Linked DNA regions of Homo sapiens: region 1 is linked to region 2. The links are chromatin loops, found by intact Hi-C in ENCODE. Cell type or tissue: endothelial cell of umbilical vein. All regions are shown on one strand. Each heading gives the region's core, and the rest is flanking DNA. Links, peaks and the distances in the headings are about the cores only. Region 1 overlaps TOX2 (TOX high mobility group box family member 2). Region 2 overlaps TOX2 (TOX high mobility group box family member 2).

What was found. A loop is a pair of places that touch in the nucleus more often than their neighbours do. Peaks named below come from ENCODE experiments on the same cell type or tissue, not always from the same donor. Only the 100,000 strongest peaks of a DNase experiment are listed, where the experiment ranks them.
Region 1: a loop joins it to region 2, with 5 times the contacts of the local background. A loop is called at or near these places in 9 of 110 quality-filtered maps.

Annotation. Positions count from the first base shown.
Region 1 is chr20:44,014,295-44,023,241 of GRCh38, forward strand. The region is part of intron 3 of TOX2 (TOX high mobility group box family member 2); the gene reads left to right. Among named protein-coding and RNA genes, the nearest start is that of TOX2, 100 kb to the left of the region's middle. In endothelial cell of umbilical vein, for the core only: no CTCF peak of the experiment used is centred there; DNase peaks (open chromatin) are centred at 1,257, 1,627 and 4,137.
Region 2 is chr20:43,951,553-43,960,499 of GRCh38, forward strand. The region is part of intron 1 of TOX2 (TOX high mobility group box family member 2); the gene reads left to right. Among named protein-coding and RNA genes, the nearest start is that of TOX2, 41 kb to the left of the region's middle. RefSeq lists enhancers at 3,087-4,286, 3,898-3,947, 4,420-5,054, 7,717-8,011 and a silencer at 7,717-8,011. In endothelial cell of umbilical vein, for the core only: no CTCF peak of the experiment used is centred there; DNase peaks (open chromatin) are centred at 4,029 and 8,119; H3K27ac peaks cover 2,727 bases.

The DNA of each region.
Region 1 (8,947 bases), core at 416-8,415, 62 kb after region 2:
ATTGGCCAAAGCCTGTCATGTGGCAAATCCCAGAGTAAGGGGTGGAGAAATAGATCCTACCTCTTGAAGAGAGAAATGGTAGAGTCGCATCATATGAGGGTGTGCACGCAGAGAGGCAAGAATGTGTAGCTAACTTTGTAACCTACCATGATGACATTTTGGGTTTTCTCTGTGCATTTTTGGTTTCTTGGCATACAGTATCATCTAGTAGTCAGGTGTATAGGCTATGTGGTCAGGCTGACCTAAGTTCAAACCCCAGCTCCCCTCCTTGTTACCCCCAACCCTGTGACCCAGATCAAGGGGTTGATCCTCCCTGAGCCTCAGTTTCTTCATCTGTAAATGGAGATATTGTTACCTGCCTCATAGGAGTTTATAAAGAGTCAGCGATCCGATGCAGGTGAAGTGTCACGCATAGGCAATTGGTAAATGTAAGCTGCTCTGTTTATTACTTTAACCACTTTATTGACGGGGTTGGGGTGGCTTCAGCCTCGTCTCTAAGTTTGTCCGGGCTGACCTGCTGCTTACCAACTTTGTCGGGGGCTGAGGTGGCCAGGGATAGTGGGAGGGCCCCAGCTGGGGGACAGGCAGGGGAAGGCATATTAGTTACACTTAGGACCTCGGTCAGGGCTCAGAGCTTAAAAGCAACAGCGGAGTGACAGTTCCACTGCTTGCCAAGAAAGCGGGGGCCCAAGACGCAATGCTTCTTGGCATCGTGACCAAGGGAAGGATCCATCTTAGTCGAAGCAGGGGGTTACCAGGGGCACCTCCGAGTTGGGCTTTTCCAAGGTGCCATGCTTTTGTCTAACGTCCCTCTGGGGATGGAAGTAGGGGGAGCACTGATCTCCCAAATGGGTCTCTGAGGGTCCTAAACAGTGGTAACTAGAGGCCCTGGGCTTCCTTTGTATTTACCAGAGTCCAGATGAAACTCCTGGCCCCTGTTTTTCAGAGGCATTAAGCAAAAGAAATATGTCTTTTTACATTTTATAAAACTCAGAAAAATGGCTTTAAACAGCTTTTGCTCTCCTGCTATAATTATTTATTTTCAAACACTCCTGCAGGGGACCGCTCCGTTTTCTTACCCTGAACTCCTTTTTCTCATAAATGAACCATCACTTCAATAAATCATTATGGAAACAGAGACTAACACCGGCTCTGAAAGGTTGAAAGATTTATGTAACACATTTATGTTTCCCATTTTCTCATTCTGGTACTCGGCTGCAAAAGCTAAGCTAATAAAAGCTGCTATTAATATTTCTTGTTGCCTAGCAACCCCAGAGCGGGAGTAATAGCTTCGGCTAGAAAAATAGATGACCGATAAGGAAAAATTCAATTCTTTTATTATCTCAGGGGGAAATGGCCTTTTACTGGAACATTATGATGTACGAGTGTGAAGTTGAACACAAAAGATTTTTTTGTATGTGTTTGTTTTTCTGTTTTTAATGAACATTATTTTACCTCCACTAACTCTTTTAGGGCACTTTTACTTTTCTTTCGTAAACCCCCCATCCCATCCCTCATGCTTAATTTAGCAGCTACAGTAGTTAAGAATCTGTCGGCGTTCTTTAGTTTAAAAATGGTTTTTGCAAAGGTTTACAACTCGGTCATAAAAATTCACTCCCTGTTAAAACTCAGGCCAGTGATAAGCTAACACGCAGGCTGGTTTTCTGTGAACAGGATCACGTTTGTTGACGAGATAAGATTCATGGTTTTCCCTACAAGAAAGGTCGGAAAGGAACAAAACATGTTCTTTTCCATGTCCCAGTTTTCTTTGGAACCAGGGACACTGTCTCTTTTGAGAACCGTTTGCTCTGCAGTTTGGGATGCGTTCACACTGGGAGAGGATGGGGCACAGATATTCACTGAGCACCTGCTCTGCAGAGCCTTGGTGCCGTTCCCTTCTCCCAGCACCCTTTAAGGTAGGAACCATTAGGGTGCCTATTTTTCAGATGCAGAAACTGAGGCTTAGAGAGGCCAAGGGATCAGGCTGAGGTAGCATCTTTTTTATTTTTAGTAGAGACAGGATTTCACCATGTTGCCCAAGCTGGTCTCGAACTCCTGAGCTCATGCAATCTGCCTGCCTCAGCCTCCCAAAGTGCCAGGATTACAGACGTGAGCCACTATGCCTGGCCTGAAGTAGCATCTTAAACCATGGTGTTTCCCACCTGTGTTCTTTAGCGCAGGGGTTCCCAACCTCGGCACCACTGACATTTTGGGTGGGATGATTCTCTGTTATTGGGGGTGTCCTGTGCCTTGTAGGATGTCTAGCAGCATTCCTGGCCTCTACTCACTATTCCTGGCCTCTAGTAGCACTACCCTAGTCAAAATAAAAACGAAAAATGTCTCTAGACCTTGCCAAACATCCCCTGGGAGCAAAATCACCCCTGGTTGAGAGCCTCCGCCTGCTGTTCGCTCTGCTGAGAAGGCTGTTCCACCTTGTCCACCCAGTGAACTCCTATTCCTGTATGAGGACCCAGTTCAGAAGTTATCTTCTCACAGAGGCTGCCTGGATGCTCTGGGCTGGAACGAGGGTGAGGCATGTGAGATGCGTGCCTCAACCATAAAATTTAAAGGTGTGTCCAAAAAGTCATCAAGATAAAAATAGTGTTTTAACGAAATATTTTGAAAAGGCAAGATTAACACAGAAAACCATGATGAACAACATATCAGAAATGTAAATTAAGGTGGGATCAGTCTGAATTCATGGCAATATGTGGTTGTGCATTTACCAGGGGCCACCAGCCTGGGATGGCCTGAAGGCTGGGCCTGGGCCTTGTGTCTTTCTCTGGCCCCAGAATCTAGCAAAGGGCCTGGTTAGCAGGTGACCTTCAATGTCTGTTTATTAATTACTGAATGAATGGGAGAAGGGAATTACTTGTCCAGGGTCACATAGCCAGAAAAAGGATAGAGCTGGGACTTGAACCTGGGCCTCTGACTCTAAGCCCAGTTCTTCCTGCACCCGCCTGGCTGAGTATGAGTATGGGGTGAATCTTTGTTGTCCGCTGAGTAGGGACCTAAGCTGTGGACGATTGAAAGATGCTCTGGGGTGCTCACCGTCTAGGAGTGGCGGGCAGGGAACAGTGGCCGTGATTTCAGCTTGGTGTCAACCCGGCTTTCCCTGGGGCTGTTATTTCGGCTTCACCACCTCTGTGCCAGGCGAGAGCTGACGTGGGCAGCTCAGTGACATGTGGAGCATCCCCAAGAACATCACGATGGCCAGCCCCTTGCAGCACTGCTCATGCCCATGGGGCCAGATGCTTCACCTTGGCCTTTGGAGGTCAAGAACCACACCTTATTTGACCTTGTATCCTCTCAGTGAACTTTTCCTAAAGGAATGGGTGAATTATTTATAACTGTCATGTAACATTTATTTAGCAGTTACTATGGAACTGGCACCTACTTAAACCCTTTCTATTTATAATCTCACTTAATCCTTGACCCTGAGAAGGAGGTACTGTTATTGTTGCCATTTTACAGATGAGAAAACAGAGGCACAGAGGGGTAAATGACTTGGCTACACAGTTATCAAAATGATGGTGCCAGGAATTGAACCCAGGCAGCCCGACTCCCCAGCCTGGGCTCTCCATATCTAGCCCATGTAGCCTTCCAAAATGAATGAGTGAATGAGCAAGGCAGTGAGCGGGACAAGATGGAGACCCACTTTATCTGCCCAGCTCTGAGTTGAGCTATTCATATTCATAAATAATCTCAACATGAAGTGTGAGGCACTTGCAGCTTGGAACAAGAAATGGAAGAAGTGCTGAGCTCAGGGGACTGTCCCGGCACCGAAGGCTTCCTGGAGGGGGTAGCCTTGGGGGCCAGAGGACAGTGGGAAAGCCTGAGAGGAAGAAATTTCATATGTGCATGGACCTCCCTGTTCAGACCTGATCACCACCCCTTCCGCTGAAATTCATAAAACAATTTGTGATGTTTTATGGTTGCTCAGCTGCCCTCTGGTACCCACCCTTTCCATCCCCTGCTGGGCTCCTAATCAGAGCACTCGAGGCTGAGTGCAAGGGCCAGGTGTTTAACTTCCACTCCAGGCAGCATGCCAAGCCTAACAGGGTATGAACTCTGAGAGCTGCTCCTGAGTCATGAGGGAGAATTAAGGGAAAATCGCAGCGACATTCGTCAGCTGCAGCCTCGATATTACTGGGTGTAATGGCTCTTTCCTCCGAGTGCATATTCAGGACCATGTTTGGGAAAATGAGCTTTTAATGTACCGTCGGCATTGCTGAGAAGCCATCTTTGGCTCCGCAGAATGTCTGGAGCACATAAAACTTGAGATTTATTGGAGTCATTTTCCCCCTGCTCTGCCTGGATAATAAAAAGTCAGTCTCATGAGCTCTCTTTCTCTCATCTTGTGGCTTTGTCCATTTAGAACTCGGAGCCTTTATAAAAGGCAGCAAGACAAATACAGCTCATCTAAATATTAAAGCTCCAGGAGAGAGTGTCGGGGGACTATGGAAGACTGGAGGCTGGGAGCGTTTCCAGGACAAGCGCGCCCCATCAGAGATTTAAGCTCAGCAGCTGTGTTGGGCTGGGGCCCGGGCTATGGTGGTGGCAGCTGCTTGCCCAAGCAGTAGCACTTAACTGGGAGTCTGGGGTCCTGGGTGCCTGTTCTACCCCAGTGGGTGACCTTGGGTGAATTACTGTCTCTCTCAGAGCCTCAAGTAAGATGGAGCTGATGCTGTCTACTCCACAGAGTGTGGGAATCAAACGTGCCAATGAATATTTCTGATGCTTTGCTTCATGTGTGGCATGTAGCAGGTGTCTGAAAAAGGTTTGTTGACTGACTGACTGACTGACTGACTGACTGAAAAATGAATGAATGAATGAATGAATGAAAAATAAATGCCTCTGTAAACACCTCAAACATCATTTTTGGAGACTAAGTTACATGGGGACCCTATAGCATCTTCTGTCTTACACAGCAGTCTGCTTCATATCTTCTAACCCTCCTGTTGACTTTAAGGGAGATAGAATTCTGCTCATTTACAGATGTGTTCCCAAGACCTAAAGGGAAGGTGGCTTGTCCAAAGACACACAGCTAGGAAGTGGTGAAGACAGGATGGGACCCTGATTCTTTTGACCCCAAGTGCTTTATGTCCTCAACACAAAAACATCCCTCACCCTATCCTTGGCCCAGGCCTCTGAGCTGGGATGGTGGGCAAAGGTGGGACCCTTGCCCCTGTCTCCCTATCGAGTGTGGGTGTTGGTCAAAGCTCTCAGCTGAGACAGGGTTAGGAGGGCAAAAGTGTTGGTTTAATGGCTCTGTCTCCAAACTCCTGGTAGCAAGGAAAAAGGGAAGGAATATCAGGTGAGTAGTCAGAACCTGTCATAGGGTGTGTGTGTTGGGCAGAGCTGTGGGACTGGGATGCTGGAGCCCTGAGGAATCTCTAACTAACTAACTAAGCATGGTTAGTTCTTCCTGTCATCCCGGAAACTGATAACAAGACCGCGAGTCAGGAAGCCTGGGTTTAACTTCCTGTCTCTGCCACCACTAAGAGATTGTGGGAGACAAGTCACTTTCCTTCCGGCCTCACTTTCTTCACCTGTTGAATGGACAAAACCTAAATCACCCCAGGGAGTTGTGGAAAGGATCAAGGGAGAGGGGGCTTCTAAAGCATTTCATGAATGAGCTCCTCAAGAGATTCAAGTCTCTGGAGGGTGTGGATCACAGCCGGCTCAGGAGAGCCCCGGGATTAGGAGGTAGGGCTCCAAGGTCAGGCAGCATCAGCTGCACATGTAACCAGCTGTGCGACCTCAGCCAAGCTGTTTAACCTCTCTGTGCCACAGTTTCCTCCCAGGGTTGTTGTGAAGAGTAAATGAGACATTAGAGATGCTATCTGGAGCCGCGCTAGAGGGAGGTCTGCCTGGTCCCACAGGCAGCACTGCAGCGTGGATTAGGCCACGGAGTTGCTGGCATTTGTTCCCCAGTGTGAACTGTGAATCAGTCATGGGTCACAGGCCAGAAGTAGGTGGAGCTCCTGCATAACTTCCTACGTAAGACGGCCCCCCAAGGGAGGGAGAGCATTAGGACAAATACCTAATGCATGCGGGGCTCAAAACCTAGATGACAGGTTGATAGGTGCAGCAAACCACCATGGCACATGTATACCTATGTAACAAACCTGCACGTTCTGCACATATAACCCGGAACTTAAAGTAAAATTAAAAATAAAAATAAAAATAAAAAGATGGCCCCTCTTGGCCAAGGGCAGTTCTCGAGAAAGGGGCAGGTGTGTGCCTTTGGCAGCCACACTCCCAGCAGGGGATCCAGCAAGACAGACTACTGCTGAGCTGCTTCTGGAAACGTGATCCTAAGGCCAGCAGCAGCAGCATTGCCTGGGGACCTGTTAGAGATGCAGATTCTCAGGCCCCTCCCTAGACCTGGTGACTGGGAGACTCGGCTGGGCCCAGCAGCCCATGCCTAACCACGCCTCCAGGGGCTTCTAATGCCAGCCCAGAACACTAGGCTGTGGTCATCCTCAGTTGAGCCCTGAATTCTCAGTTGTTTTAGGACACATAGGATGCACTTGTGTTTCTGTTTGCCTTGAGGATTTCATCACACTGAGGATGGTTGCAGACTTTTTCCCCCCAGAGGAACTCGAGGACCGACACCTCTGCCTGTGGTTCCTGGTTCTTTCCTACCCTGTGCACCTCCCATTGGGACAGGCCTTGAAGCGGACCCTCTGGCATGATGACAGTCCCAGCCTGTGATCAGAAAGACTCTAGGTTTTCCTGAATCGCACGACGCCTCATCCTGGGGTGCTTCATGGGCAATTGTGCACCAAGGGCCTAAGAAGAACCAGGAACAAAATGCAACAGGGAAAAGAAAGGGGGCCTAGGACAGGGGAGGTATCAGGGACGTCTTGTGACCAGAACGCAAAATTCCTCCCACTGCTTATGGGGGAGAGGGGTGTGCATATGCCGGGGAAGGGATGGATCAGCAAAGCCCATTCTTTGAGATCATAGGAGGACAGAGTGTGAGCAGGTAGACAGACTCAGACATTTGCAGCACTGGTAGCAACTGGCCCGGGAGAACTGGACCTTCGTCAGAAGCACAGGGTAACAGCAAATTATGGGGCCGTAAGCCGAGATTCTAAGACTGAAGGATCAGCCTGAGATGGTCGCTACCCCATCCCACAGGACTCCTCTTCTCCTTTGGGAGCCCCAGACCTGAGGCCCCTGTCCCTGTGCACACAAGACCCCCAACCACTCCCTTTTTGTCTGCCTTGTGAACTTGACACCTTCTTACCTTCTGCTTCTGTATCCCTCCTCTGAGAAGCAGATTAACTCTAGCCAGTACATTGGCTGTGCCCTGCATGCTTCCACTAGGTCGACTTTTTTTTGAGAAAGAGTCTTGCTCTGTTGCCCAGGCTGGAGTGCAGCGGTGCAATCATGGCTCCCTGCAGCCTCTACCTTCCTGATTCAAGCAATCCTCCTGCCTCAGCCTCCTGAGTAGCTGGGATCACAGACACACACCACCATGTCTGGCTAATTTTTGATTTTTTTTTTTTTTTAAGAGATGGGGTTTCCCTGTGTTGCCCAGGCTTGTCTTGTACTCCTGGCCTCAAGTGATCCTCCCACTTTGGCCTCCCAAAGTGTTGGGATTATAGGTGTGAGCCACCACACCCAGCCTAACTGACTTTGATCACACTAAACCAGAACTGTACCTTCCCATAACCCACTGCAAAATGAATTCCAGATGTGGTAGGGAGCAGGCTCACTTTGCCCTTAGCACGTGGCGGAAGGCCCGTCACCCACACATGCGTCCACAGCACAAGTGAGCAATGGCCGGCCGATGACGCTGGAGACAAAACTGTCCTTCGGGAACAGCCCCTTAACCGGGACTCTCCTTGTCTTCTCTGTGCCCATGGCCCTGCTGAGAGGGGGGTCAGCACATTGCCAGAATTAATGTCACTGGCCTTGGACTTGGAGAGAACTGGATTTTGAGTTTCTCCAGCTACATGCGTGTTGAGGAAGTTACCCAGGCCCTCTGAACTTTAGTGTTTTTTTTTGTGTGTGTAAAATAGATGTATTATTCATTCTTACCTTGTGGGTTGCTTTGAAAATCAGATGCTGTCATGATTATAAAGTACTCAGCATGGGAGCCATGGCAATGCTATTATTTGTCTCTAAGCACTTTACGTGTGAGCTGTCTCTTTTTCTTCCCTGCCAACCACATAGAGGGCTCTGTATCCTTTCTGGTTCCCCCAGGAAGTCCACCTTCCCAAGCATTGGTGAACTGACAGTGGATACCCACATGGTCTCACAGGGGTACCTGGCACAAACAGTTTACTCATTTTTGCAGTTCCATGCCTTATTGTGGCCACAGTCACTGTGAGCCTGTGAGTGTATCCCTGCCCTGTGGCATGTTCCATGCCTGGTTCTTCTCTCGGTTCTGTCTGTCACACTGTGAGCCCCTCAGCCCTGGCATCTCCCCTATACTTACCTCTGTGCCCATGAAACCAAAGCTCCTCCATGGGCAGGACCTGCCTTCGTTAGAAATTAGCTTAGTGACCCCTGAGTGGGGTGTCCTTGGGATCCACCCTCCACCCCAAGCAGGTCCTCAGTGTGTTTCTATCAAACAGGTACAATTTTTCTCCCAGAGACAGATTCTAGTTGTACATTAGTTGGAGTCTACCAAGAAACAGGCACCAGACGGGATTAGATATGTAAGAGGAGAGAGAGAGGGAAAGGGAGGTGGGGGGAGGAAGAGAAGGCCAGAGGAGGGGGGAAGCTTCAGACCATGATATAGGTCTGAAACCAGAGGGAAAAAGGATGGGAAGGAGGGAGGAAAGGGAAGAAAGAAGGAAGGAAGTGAGGTAGGAGGGAAAGATAGAGGAAGGAAGGGACAGAAGGGAAGGAAGGAAGGGATCCCAGCACTTTGGGAGGCCGAGGCGAGCAGATCACCTGAGGTCAGGAGTTCAAGGCCAGCCTGGCC
Region 2 (8,947 bases), core at 719-8,718:
GGCAACAAGAATGAAACTCCACCTCAAAACAAAACAAAAGTAGTGAATTCTGACCTTGCTTGGGTGGTGATTATGAGGGTTACATGCAATATAGATAAAGTGCCTGACTCATGGTAGATGATCAGCAAATGACCATTACTATTAAACTTATTATGTTTTTTTTTTTTTTTTTTTTTAGAGAAAGGGTCTTGCTCTGTCAACCAGGCTCTAGTGCAGTGGCATGATAATAGCTCACTGTAGCATCAAACTCCTGGGCTCAAGCACTCCTCCCATCTTAGCCTCCTGATTAGGACTACAGGTACATACCACCATGCCTGGCTAATTAAAAATAATTTTTTGTTTGTTTGTTTGTTTGTTTTTTTGAGGCCGAGTCTCGCTCTGTCGCCCAAGCTGGAGTGCAGTGGTGCGATCTTGGCTCACTGCAACCTCCACCTCCTGGGTTCAAGTGATTCTCCTGTCTCGCCCTCCCGAGTAGCTGGAACTACAGGCATGTGCCACCACACCCGGCTGATTTTTTTTTTAAAATTTTTAGTAGAGATGGGGTTTCACCATGTTAGCCAGGATGGTCTCGATCTCCTGACCTCGTGATCTGCCCGCCTTGGCCTCCCAAAGTGCTGGAATTACAGGCGTGAGCCACTGCGCCCAGCAGAAAAGTAATTTTTTTTTCTAAGAGACGGGGCCTTGCTATGTTGCTCAGGCTGGTGTCAAACTCCTAGTCTCAGCTATCTTCTCGCCCTGGCCCCCCAAAGCTCTGGAATTACAGGTGTGAGCCACTGCCCCTGGCCTAAACTTAACTGAGCATGTTAGGGTTATGCTGCCGTAACAACCCCCTGAATCTCAGTTGCTTATCATAAGGAAGGCTTATTTTTGCTCTTACTATGTGTTCCATGACAATCAGCAGAGAAGTAGGGGTTGGGCTCTGCTCCACAGATCACTCAGGGCTGTAGGTTGGTCAAGTCTCGACCATCTGGAACCTTGCTGGTCCTCTAGAGAAAGCCTGCAGATCTCAAGTTTGCTTTTTTATACTTCTACCCAGAGGAGACCCACGTTGTTTCTGCTCATAACCCATTGGTCTAAACTAGACGCATAGCTCCAATAAATGGTAAGGGGAGCCTGAGGTGTAGTGTCCTATGTGCCAGGAAGGAGAGGAGAGCCAGATATTGGAGAGCAGTAGTAAAGTCTACCACAGCAGGTACTTCCCTCTCTGCCCTCTCCAGACATATAGGCAGACTGAGACACAGTTAGTCGGTACTTACGGGACTCACTGTGGGTGGCTGAATAATGACCCCTAAGTATAGCTAGGTCCTAATCTTTGAAACCTGTGTATGTTACTTTAAATGGCAAAAGGGGCTCTGCAGATGTGATTAAGGGTCTTGGGATGGGGAGAGTATCATGGGTTGTCTGGGTGGGCCCTATAGGATCACAGTGGTCCTTATAAGTGAGGAGGGGTTGCAGAATCAGGAGAAGGTGATGTGAGGATGGAAGCAGAGACTGGGGTGACGGCTATGAAGATGGAGGAAGGGACCACAAGCTAAGGAACACAAGCAGCCACTAGACACAGGGAAAGGCAAGGAAATGGATTTTCTCCTAGAGCCTACAGACCAGCCAGCCCTGATGACACCTTGGTTTTAGCCCAGTGAGGCTGATTTTAGACTTCGGGCTTTCCAGAACTGTAAGAGAATATGTTGTTTTAAGTCACCTGTTTATGGTGATTTGTGACAACAGCCCTAGGAAACTAATATATCACCTTCAGTCAGAAAATCATTTGAGACCCAGTGCATAGAAGCCGCCTCTGTCTGCTCAGACAGAACTGACCCCTTCCTCCTGTCTGTTGTGGCGCCCCTTGTACCTGTCTGTCATCACGTTCATGCACAGGCAGAGGTGTCTCTTAACATAGTCCTTCCACTCCCAACCCGCATGCTCCAACATGTATGCCCACACTCTCAGCCACTCTTTGAGCCTCTCATTGCTTGGGCTGATCCGGGTTGGTGTGTGTCCACGTCTGTAGGAATGCAGGGCAGGCTGGTGGCAAGGTCAGTGTAAAGGACTTGTCTCTGGGGAAAGGGCCCTGGCATGCCCCAGGAGTGGCTCAGTTGGCGGGAGAGTAGAGGCCCTGTGGAAGATGGTGGGAGGGTGAAGGATGGGGCTGGAGAAATCAGCAGGGACCAGGTCAAGCAGGACCTTAGGACCAAGAGAAAGAGGTGGATCTTTGTTTTGAGGACAGAGAGGAGCCTAGTAGGATTTTGAGCAGGGGGGCGACTATGGATGACTGATGACTGGGTTCTCCTGGTTTGCGACTAGGTTAGAAGACTGTCTTTGTCCTCCCATCTTCTGGAAGTCAACTCTATGCCAGACACTCCTGAGCTATGCTTTTCACAGGATTTCTCATGCATCCATTTTATAGAGGAGAAAGCTGAGACTCAAAGAATGGAACCTCATGGAATCCATCCTCCACGTGGCTAGCTGAGTCATCTTTTAAACTATAAATTAAAGCATGTTACTCCCCTGCAAGAACTCTCCAAGGGCTTCCCATCTGGGATGAAATCCAAGTGCCTTATGGTGGCCCTAGGACCCCAAATCACGTCCTTGCCTCGCCCCTCTGCCTACTGTGTCCTGCCTGTTATTCCCCCTGCATGCGAGAGCTTCTACTTGTGGACCTCAGGGACTTTGCATTGCTGCTCCCTCTGCCTTAAATGCTCCCACCCACTACTTGTTGCCTGACAGCCTCCTTCTCTCTCTTCTGGGCTCCCTCAGTTTAATTGCTGCCTCTACAGAGAGACCCTGTCTCCACACTTCCTGTGTTTGCTGCACAGCACTTAGCACAATGCAACGTGTGACCACCTTTGTGTGTTTGCTTGTTTGTTGCCTGCCTCCTGCAGTGGACTCTGAGGCCTGCAGGGGCTGGGACTGTGTCTACCTTGCTTCTCGTTGTGTCCCAGCCCCCAGGAGCTGGTATGAAGGGGGCACTCAGCGAACAAACCTCTGCGGAAAGATGAAGGATGGGTCCTGTGTGCAGAGGGAGCTCTGGACCTTTGAGGGTGGCTGGAGGCTCCTGGACCTGCCTTGGAGGACAGACACCAGGCAGGGGCCAGCTGAGGAGGAGTGCCAGTGATTTCTCTGGGCACCTGGGCAGCCCCATTCCTATTGCACCTGGCCTTGACCCACTCCCTGTGCTGTCTACATTCTCTGTCACATTAAATGCTCTGCCTGCCATTTCAGCCTCTGGGAGGATCCACGAGGGTGTGGGGAGAGACGTCAGACCTGGGTTTGGATCCCAGCTCAGCCACTTAATAGCTATGAGACCTTGCACAATTCCCTTTAACTTTCCAAGCCTCAGTTTCTTCCTATGTAAAATGGGCATACAGAGGGACAGCCTTCTAGCACGTGACTCCTGGTGCTTGATTCGCTTGAAACTGCCTTATCTACAATCCAAAAAGCCCTGCGACGAGAAGTTGTTTTGTCAATATGCTGCAAACTCATTTGGCCCCCAAAATCTGACCTGAGCTGACGCGAGGCTCTTTGTAATCTTTACTCACCCCACTTGTGTGAATATTCATATGTTCCACTGCAGAAATATGAATGTGTTCCATTGCAGGTGTTGCCTGAGGCTCCACTGAAGCTATGGCATAATTTGCAGAATTTGCACTTCATTACTTTTCTGAAATTCAAACAAATTCTGAAACTGCACGAGTTCTGGCTGAGAGCTGTGGATCTGTGCATGTGAGTAGCTGCTGAAAACCCTCCTGGGTCACAGGAGGGCCCATGGGGGCCTCTGGCAGCCATCGCAGAGCCTGAAACCCGTTGTTTCCCCTTGGCTGGCTTCTGGTTTCTTGGCAGCCAGTGTCTTCTTAGCCACCTGGGGTTATGTTGGGTTTTGCTGGTTCAGGGGCAGGGGTTAAAGCTTAGGGCAGGGTGAGCCGAGGTACTCAGACATTTCTGATGTGAATTTAAAAGGAGAATTTTTTTTTAATGAATCATCAGAAGAAAGAAATCAGAAGGAAGTGTGTGACCAAGGAGAGGAAATTAGGGTTTGCAAATTGCATGAGTCACCCCCTTTCTGACTCCTGGGTGATCCCTTGCCCTTGGCACTTTTCACTCATCTCTGAGACTCTCAAGGCCGTATTCTGCATAACATGCTGGGGCTGTCATGGTTTTATTCTGGCTCCAAACCTGCTTCTCATTCTAGCCATCAGTATAAATTTCTAGTTTTGAATCACTGCCACGCTGTTTTACTTATTATTGTGTTAGCCAGTGTTTCTTCCCTGCCCAAGCCCTGCTCAGACTCCCGTTTCCCCATCTTAGTTAGCATCTACAACCCATTCTCCACCCAGAAGCCAGAGGCCAGTTTCTGAAGTGCAGCCCACATTCCGGGTTTCAGTCTCATCTCCCCAGTGTGGCCCTTGAAGCTCCCTTGTGATAAGGCCCTGCTTGCCTTTCTGTCTTATCTTGCACCGCCTTACTATTCCATGAATGGGCCCTTCCCTCCAGCTCCCAGGCTTTGGCAAATGCTGTTCCCACTGGCCTCTGCCCTCGCCTGGCTAGTTGTGTGCATGCTGCGGGTAGATCTGCTTAGAAGCCACCTCTTCCGTGAAGTCTTTTTACAAGGCCCTTGTCTAGGCCCCACGAACCTGGCTTCCCATCTACTTATCACCCACCCATATTCTGATTCCTGGTCCTGTCCCCTTCCCTAGACCATGAGCTCCGGGACAAAGACTGTGTGTCCACCAGGTGCAGTGGCTCAGGCCTGTAATCAGTCCTAGCACTTTGGGAGGCTGAGGTGGGTGGATCACCTGAGGTCAGGAGTTCGAGACCAGCCTGGCCAACATGATGAAACCCCATCTCTACTAAAGATACAAAAATTAGTTGGGCATGGTGGCGCATGCCTGTAATTCCAGCTACTCAGGAGGCTGAGGCAGGAGAATCGCTTGAACCCAGGAGGCCGAGGTTGCAGTGAGCTGAGATCATGCCACTGCACTCCAGCCTGGGTGAGAGTAAGGTTCTATCTTTAAAAAAAAAAAAAAAAAAAAAAGACTGTTTTCTGTATATCACTTTACCATCCCCAGCACTCAGAGTAAAAGGCTGTTTTAAGCAAGACTGTTTTAAGCCCTTGAGTGCTCGTCCCCTGCCTCTGGCTAGCTGTGTCTGCCTAAGAGTGGCCACCATATTGTCTTCCATTAGGCTGGAACCCGTTTCCCATGTCCGCAGTGGTGTGAAATATCCCAGTTGCATTGCAGTAAGTTTATTTTATGTGCATTTCCCCACTTGCCATTGAATCAGGTGTCCCTTTTTTCCCTTCCATATTTGTTTCTTAAGATATCGCCTCTTGTGTGACTTTTGTTTGAATCCCATGTCTTTTTGTCTGTTGGCATCTTGCTTTCTGTTTAATGTGACTGAGCCATTTCTACCTTGTATATATTAACTGTCTTATAGTTGGTGCTGATATTTTCTTAGTCTGATGTCCTTTTCATTTTGGTTTTATTATGTTTTCTTCCACAGAAGATATTAATGCATATATATTTGAATCTGTCAATCTCTCTTCCTCTGTGATTGCTTCGAGGGCTGAAGAAGTTATCCTGCTCCACAGATCTGATAAACATTCTGTTCTGTTTTCTGATTGTTTCCCTGTAACATGACTTTTTATGTTTAACTCTTTAATCCATTCGGAGTGCATGCATTTTGGTTGGTGTCTTGCAGTGGGTATCTAGTTCACTGTTCCTAAATAGGGACAGGATAACCCTCTTGTCCCCATTCTGTTTATTATATAATTAGCCCTTGTCTCTTTGTTTGCAAAAGGGGAGACAAAATATAGTAGCTGTTATAAGCGTGAGCTTTAGCAGAATTAAGATTTTGGCTTTGCCACTTTCTGTGTGAGCTATGAGCACGTTGCTTAAATTGGGCTTGTTTTTTCCTCTGTAAAACTGGATGATATCTTCCTCCTAGGACCGTTGTCAAGATTGAGCAGAAGATCATGTGCAAAGCACATCACATGTTACCTGGCATAAAGTAAATGCCCTCTTTTTTTTTTTTTTTTTTTTGGCTTAAACAAATATTTATTTTCTCACAGGGCTAGAGGTCAGAAGTATGAGATCAAGGTGTTGGCAGGGTTGATTCCATCTGAGGCCTCTGTATTAGTTTGTTCTTACACTTCTATAAAGACATACCTGAGACTGGGTAATTTATGAAGAGGTTTATTTGGCTCACGATTCTGTGAGCTGTACAAGCTTCTGCTTCTGGGGAGGTCTCAGAAAACTTACAACCGTGGCAGAAGGTGAAAGGGTGGCAGGTACACTTCACATGGCCAGCAGGAGAGACAGAGCAAGTGGGGAAGCGTTACACACTTTCAAACAACCAGATCTCATGAGAACTCACTATCACGAGAACAGCAAGGGGGATATCCGCCCCCAAGATCCAATTACCTCACCATGTCCCTCCTCCAAAATTGGGCATTACAATTCGACATGAGACTTGGGTGGGGACATAGAGCTAAATCATATCAGCCTCTCTCCTAGGCTTGCAGGTGGACAGCTTCCCCTTGTGTCTTTACGTGGTCTTCCCTCTGAAATGCCCTCCTTAATCTTGATACGTTTCCATACCTAGTTGGGTCCAACATTGTACTTTTCCTTCTGTTTCATTGATTTTAGAATTCTTGTTTTCTGTTACTGCCACACTGCTTTAATTGTGGCTTCACGGAATGTTTCACTCTCTGGCCAGATTGGGCATCCTTCCATTACTCTTTCTTTAAGAATATTGCTTTAAACACGCACCTGTTTTCTTTAGTGGATGTTGATTTTCTCTCTCACATTCTGTACTGTAGCCTACCTCAGTGACTTCTAGACACCCCTTCTTCCCCTTCCCCAGCACACATACCGGTTTTCCCCCAACCTGGCTGCCCAGCCTTTGCTCACTCTGGACCCACTACCTCACAGGTATGTACCAACTGCTCTCACCTGGCCTATCTCCACCTTAGTGCTTTATCACCCCCCTCCAGGTGCCATTATGCAGATACCCATTTTCCCTATGGACCTGAGCTTCCCTGGGAATTGGTTCTAGGTCCCTAGTGCCCCTCTGCACCTGGCATATGGCCAGGTACATTGTAGGTGCTGAGGTCAGGGCTTGGGGAAGACAGGAATGTTCACCGTGCCCTTGGGCTTTTGACAGTAACTGGGCTAAATCTGGCTTCTTCTGGAGGTGCAGGCTTACAGGACTCAACAATTTGGTGGTTGTAACCCTGGACATGCTCTTGCCAATAACGGTGGGCCATCCATCAGCCCTGGCCTTGGTTTCCCCAGTGGGATTTGCAGAAGCCAGAGGATTAAAGCCCTCCCAGCCCTGAGGCCTCATTATTTATCTTAGTGGGTCCACAGTGAAGATGAATTAGAATAACTCATTGGCACATGCCATGCCTTGGAGTGCAGTTTTCTGTTTTCTGGGAGAGAAAAGGCCTCTTAGGACAGAGCCCCCCACTGCCCTCCTGGGTCTCCAGGAGACAGCCCAGATCTGGGTCAGAAGGGTTCAATAGTCAAGAACAGAGGGGTGGCTCTCTGCCTGGGAAGGCAACTGGGGTGAAAGCGGGGAGCTGGCCTTTCTCTGCATACTGCTAGGTAGCATGCAAAACCCTGCCTGTTCCATTCCTGTTCTCCAGGGGAGGAATCTGAGGACGAGAGGGGTAAGATCCCTGCCCACTGCCATGCAGCAGCTTAGTGCAGAGCCTGGACTTGAACCTAGATCTGCCTGCTTCCAGAGCTGTGCTGCACCAGTGTTCTCGCAGCTCCCAGTCCAAAGGCCGACGTTGAGACAGCGCTTAAAAATATATCAGCAGTGTTTACAAATACCATTTCCTGTGTTATCTGGTACTGACAGAAGGAAGTGAACCTGGCACTTTGTCTGTGTTAGGTTTGGGGTTAGAGGCATAAGTGCCAAGTTCAGATGACCTAGAAAAACCTTTCTAGGTCAAATTACAATTTCAAAGATTTCTTTTCTTCTTCTTTTTGAACCGCTCCAAGATCGAACGCTGTCGTTGACATATTTCCCTTCCGACAACACGAGCCTTTTGTGGCATGATTGAGGGCTTGTTTTGTAGTGCTGGGGAGAAAATATCTTCCACATCATCTGCTCATTGTCTCAGTCACACTCGTTCCCCCCACACCACAGTGCAACCCGACGTACGCTCATGCGGCTTTTAGTTAATTGCCTTTGGTAAGAATCAGTTTTGGGACTTGTTCCCAACTGCTTGGATGATAGATAATTGTCAAATACAAATATTGGCAGCGCAGGGCAACCTGAGGCTCTAGACTGCTGACTGCATCCCAGCCTCTAGGGAGAGCTGGGAGCTGGCCAGCTCCATGTTATGGGAGGTAACGGGGCAAGACCTGGCAGGAGTACAGCCTTCTCATTAGAGTGTAGGCTCTGGAGTTGAACTTCCTGGGTTTGAATCTTCATTCCACCCCTTCCTAGCTGTGTGGCCTTGGGCAAGCTACATAACCTCCCTCGACCTCAGTCTCCTTTTCTGTAAAATGGGAGCCTCAGTAACTTACCTTGTGAGGTTGTCGTGAGGATTATAGGAACGGATGTTTGTCATTCAATTAAGAGTGCCTGGCTTGTTGTTAGTGTGATGTAAACATTGCATGCATTCGTTCTAATGAGTAAATGATCATAGCCATTAGTGGATGCTCTTGCGTGTCACCCTAGTCCCTCCTCAGATCCAGGCACACATTCTGTCAGCTGCTTAGAGTGTTGGCTGCTGCCCCTATCAGCTGAGCCTCTCTCTGGGCAGCTCCATGGTGCCTTTGGTGGAAAGAGGAAGCCTTGGCCAAGGTCATCAACACTCACCCCCTGGGCATCCTGGATCCGATGGCCATCCCATGTGGGGATACAGAATGCTTAGCTCCCTGCCTCAAACTGGGACACCTCTGCTGGGCCATCCCAGTTCCAGAGCTCCCCTTGGGAC